2 separate regions of the Homo sapiens genome follow, and region 1 is linked to region 2. A link is a loop called in an ENCODE intact Hi-C map of the cell type or tissue named here. Cell type or tissue: mesothelial cell of epicardium. All regions are shown on one strand. Region 1 overlaps TMEM69 (transmembrane protein 69). Region 2 overlaps P3R3URF-PIK3R3 (P3R3URF-PIK3R3 readthrough).

What was found. Hi-C counts contacts between places; a loop is a spot of excess contacts. Peaks named below come from ENCODE experiments on the same cell type or tissue, not always from the same donor. Only the 100,000 strongest peaks of a DNase experiment are listed, where the experiment ranks them.
Region 1: it touches region 2 in a loop (21-fold over the local background); 10 of 110 quality-filtered maps call a loop at or near these places.

Annotation. Positions count from the first base shown.
Region 1 is chr1:45,691,076-45,693,575 of GRCh38, reverse strand. TMEM69 (transmembrane protein 69) reads right to left here. Exons shown (of 3, transcript NM_016486.4): 2 at 2,466-2,500; 3 at 1-372. Among named protein-coding and RNA genes, the nearest start is that of TMEM69, 4.1 kb to the right of the region's middle. In mesothelial cell of epicardium, no CTCF peak of the experiment used is centred here; no DNase peak of the experiment used is centred here.
Region 2 is chr1:46,170,752-46,173,251 of GRCh38, reverse strand. The region is part of intron 1 of P3R3URF-PIK3R3 (P3R3URF-PIK3R3 readthrough); the gene reads left to right. It also overlaps a transcript of PIK3R3 not described here. Among named protein-coding and RNA genes, the nearest start is that of TSPAN1, 3.1 kb to the left of the region's middle. In mesothelial cell of epicardium, no CTCF peak of the experiment used is centred here; a DNase peak (open chromatin) is centred at 1,221.

The sequences.
Region 1 (2,500 bases), 480 kb after region 2:
AGATAGGAAACTGGCTCCATAAGCCATCTGAGTAAAAGCTAATATGGGAATATAAGTTTTTGTCATCAGCATGACCAGTGGTGGAGCAACGAAGGGGATTAGTCCTGCCAGAGTTACACATAATGCTGGCTTTGGGCTGTCAGTTAGGTAAGTGATGGTGCTTGAGGGTCTGGCTAGAAGTGCTTGCTTCTGCTGCTTTTTAAAGCTGCAGGGGGATGTATGATAGCACTGTGTCTTGCTCATATACGCTGGAAATGATGAGGAAAGCCAAGGCCTTGGACATGGGGAAAAGTTTTGCTGGAGAGACATCTTGAGAGAAAGTATATCTGTTCTGCTGGTTCTTAGTCCCACTGGGAAAGAGTACTTCAGTATCTACAAAGAAAATAGAACCAAAAGACAAAATTAAAAATATATATATGTATCATCAGATTTTAGTCAATCCCAGTATGAAATAATGGGGATTGTTTGAAAGGAGCAAACAAAAAAGATCTGCTTTCCATTACCACATCAAACTATACAGAAAGGATGAACTAATAACTCTGAAGTGATATTATTGCTGGTAAGAGTATTAAATGGCTATACAATGTACAAAAGAAACCACTGAACACAAACTAGTGATATATTTCAACCTACCACTTAATCTTATTCCATGAGAAAAATATCTGAAAGAGGAGCAGGTAAAGACTAGATCTTCAGAATTTGGCCTTCTAAACTGCCTCTTTTATTTATAAATAGCAAAAGCAGCAGCACTAATTACCGTGGGAATGCTGTTTTTATATGGAGAAAATAAATCTACCTTCCAACTTAGTTTTATGAACACCACATACTTTTCACAGTTCCACACCTTTGTGTATGCTCTGCCTAGAATTCTAGCTCTTACTACTTTCCTATCTAGGAAACTTACCTCAACATTCAAAATTCAACTTAAAGCTTTCCTTTACCCTTCTACGGTCTGATTTAATGCTCCTATAGTAAGCACCCTGTGCACACTTCCATCATAATTCTTCTCACAGTGAATTAAAATTGTGTGTTTACTTGTCTTTGTCTCAGTAGACTTGAGAGCCAGGACCGTATTTTTTTCCTTGCCTTAAAATCCCCACTGCCTTTCATTGTACACGGGCAAAGTAATAACCTTTCCTGCTGATTCTGTGTTTTAGTGACCAGACTTCAACTAAAAAGTGTTGCATTAAAGAAAAAATTGAAGTTATTGAAGAATCTCAGTGATTACTCAAACATGCTAGGAATGGTTCCATCTTGGAACCATTTCCCTGTTTCCATATTTACTGCTCTTCCCTCAGTTACCTACTTCCGATCCCCTGCCATTTGTAAGTCCAATCCTACGTCTTGACACTACCTATTGCCCTTCCCTGCTTTATAGTTCTCCACAGCATTTACCAGTTGATGTATTAATTTTTATTTTTATTTTTTTGAGACCGAGTTTTGCTCTATCACCCAGGCTGGAGTGCAGTGGTACAATCTCTGCTCACTGCAACCTCTGCCTCCCAGGTTCAAGCGATTCTCTGCCTCAGCCTCCTGAGTAGCTGGGATTACAGGCGTCCGCCACCATGCCCAGCTAATTTTTGTATTTTTAGTAGAGACAGGGTTTCACCATGTTGTCCAGGCTGGTCTCGAACTCCTGACCTCACGTGATCTGCCCGCCTTGGCATCCCAAAGTTTTGGGATTACAGGAGTGAGTGACCGTGCCTGGCCTTATTTTTTTTAATTTTTACTTTTTGAGATGAATTATTCCTCTGTCACCCAAGCCAGAGTGCAGTGGCACAATCTCGGCTCACTGCAACCTTTGCTTCCTGGGTTCAAGTGATTCTTCTGCCTCAGCCCCCCAGGTAGCTGGGACTACGGGCGCCTACCACCATGCTGAGCTAATTTTTGTATTTTTCCGTGGAGACAAGGGTTTTACCATGTTGGCCAGGCAGGTACTGAACTCCTGACCTCAAGTGATCCACCTGCCTCAACTCCCAAAGTGCTGGGATTTCAGCCGTAAGCCACGGCACCTAGCCAATTTTTTTTTTTTTTAAACATCGTCTTGCTGTGTCACCCAGGCTGCAGTGCAGTGGCATGATCTCAGCTCACTGCAGCCTCAACCTCCTGGGCTCAAGCGATCCTCCTCTCTCAGCCTCCCAGGTAGCTGGGGCTATAGGCGTGTGACCCCATGCCCAGCTAATTTTTTGTAGAGATGGGGTTTTGCCATGTGCCCAGACTGGTCTTGAACTCCTTGAGCTCAAGTGATCCCACCCACCTCGGCCTGCCAAATTGCTGGGACTACAGGCGTGAGCCACTGCACCCAGCCTGATATAATAAACATTTTACTTACTTGTATTTTACTTAACTCTTCCCTCCATCACCTGAATATACAAGGGTAAGGATTTTTGTCTTTTTCACTGCTACTGACCTAGCCCAAGCAATATTTGGCAAATAGTGCTCAAATATCTGCTGAACAAACCAACCTTTGAAGATGCTTGAGAAAACTTCTGGATGAAGC
Region 2 (2,500 bases):
TGTTCTCTGCCTCTCTCTGTTCTTCCTTCTCCCATAGGTGAGATAACCTGAGGAAATCAGAGGGAATACAGCCCTTACCTTGCACCCTTCATCCTAACAACCATATCTCCAGAATTCCACAGAGCAGTGCTTCCTTCTCACACCCTAGGCTGTGCTCCCAACATGGCACTAACACACCATCCAACTAATTGGTGGCCCATGATACTCATATCTCCTTTTTCTTTGTTTGTTTGTTTCTTTTTTCTTTTCTTTTTTTTTTGAGACAGCGCCTGGCTCTGTTGCCCAGGATAGAGTGCAGTGGCGCAATCTTGTCTCACTGCAACCGTCTTCTCCCAGAGTCAAGTGATTCTCGTGCCTCAGCCTCCCTAGTAGCTGGGACTACAGGCATGTGCCACCATGCCTGGCTAATTTTTGTATTTTTAGTAGAGATGGGGTTTTGCCATGTGGGCTAGGCTGGTCTTGAACTCCTGGCCTAAAGTGATCCATCTACCTCAGTCTTCCAAAGTGCAGGGATTACAGGCATGAGCCACCTGGCTCAGCCCTTTCCCCTGCCTAGTTTTTAGGGACAGGGTCTCTCTCTGTCACTCATACTGGAGTGCAGTGACCTGACCTTAGCTCACTGCAGCCTCAGTCTCCTGGGCACAATCTATCCTCCCACCTCAGTCCCACAAGTAGCTGGTACTACAGGTGCAGGCCACCACGCCTAGATAATTAAAACATTTTTTTTGTAGAAACAGGTTCTCCCAGCTACTCAGGAGGCTGAGGCACGAGAATTACTTAAACCTGGGAAGTGGAGGTTGCAGCCAAGATCATGCCACTGCACTCCAGTTCTTGGGCTCAAGTGATCCTCCCGCCTCAGCCTCCCAAAATGTTGGGATTACAGACGTGAGCTACTGCTTGCCCCCTACCACCTCACTTTTCTTTGAAATCTTCCTGTAGTCAATCCCTGGGAGGCAGGCCACTATTCCTCATCTATAGATGAGAAAACCGAGGCTCAGAAATGGACAGCTCTGGACCACACCTCACAGTGCCTGGGGAGCAGCCCAGGGGAGATGGCAGGCAGGTGGAGAAGGAAGTGGTGGCACACTGGGACAGTTGGCACAGGTGCAGGAGGAGCAGGCCAGGCCAAGCCACCGAATCGGGAGGTGAGGGGGAGGAGGATGATGGCCTGAGGGTTCATGCCAGGAGGAGGGCTTCCCGCTCCAGCCAGCCTCAGGCAGCCACTGGAAAATCGGGTTTGGCAGCTTCAGCCATGTGCTGCAGGACTGGAAGAAGGTCCAGGCTGCTCCTGGGAGGCAGCCTAGCACGGGCTCTTCCTCTAGCCCTGAGTTTCACCACCTGGCTAGTTGGGGGAGTATTACTTTATAATTCTGGGACCCTTTGGACCGTGAAGAGAACAGCTCTGGGCTAGAGGCAGGAGCCCGGAGCTTCAGTCTTGGTTCTGCCCCAAGCCCTGATCTGATCCTTGGAGTGTCCTGGCCCCTCTCTTCGCCTCTGTGGCTCCGCTCTAGAGAAATAGGTTCCCCAGACCCCAACTCCTGCCCCCGAGATTTTCCTGGGAGTCTGACTCAGGCACAGGAACACAGAGTCAGTGGGTAAGGGCACGAACAGACAGCCCCTGGGGCGCCAGGCTGGAGGTCGCTTGTCACTAATAGGTCAATGGCCGGAAGCCCAGCTCCAACCCCACAATGCAATACCGGTCACCCCACCCTTACCAGTGCCCTCACCCACACCCCCACTTCCGGCCTCTGTTCCTTCCTCACCTCTGGGGAAGGCTGCAGGGCTCCCTAGGGAATGTCCCCTGGTTCCTCCACTGGCTCTCTGCCCAGTGCTTAACCCTTCTTCCCACACCTACCCATTCAGCCAGGGCAGTCTCCCACAAAACTTTCTCTCCCTGGACCATGGGGCAGTGCAAGGAGGACAGGAAGCTGGGTGGAAGGACTGCAAAGGAGACTGCTTTTCCTGCTACCCTCAGGTACTGAAGCCCAAGTAAGAGTTTTCAGTAGAGAGGGAGTAGACTGAGTGTTGGGCCCTAGGACTGGGCTTCCCTGGGTACTATCCCAACCCCTGAGCCTCGGGAGAGGTGGAAATGACCTTCCTCTGCACCGGCATGCCCAGAGAAGAGAGCCTGGAGCTGAGACTTGCAACTTCTAGAAAACAAACACAAAACTGAGGCCAAGAGAGTGCTGACTACTATTACCAACAAAATTCATTAAACACAATTTTAAAAAATCATGAAATTCTAGATTCATGGAGTTCACAGTTATGGAATCTTAGCATCACAGAATTCCAGCATGGTAAAATCTGGGTTATAGAAACTAAGAAATTCAGAATTGTGGCATTACTGAGTTCCAGATGACAAAATTAGAATATCCTTGAAATGGACATCTTGAGAAATCAATTAATAAAGCCCTTACATTCAGGTGGCTGTCTAAACTAGAGGATTTCCTGCTGGGGATAGGCAAAGGTGTCCACACATGAACACTGAGGGGAGGTAGGG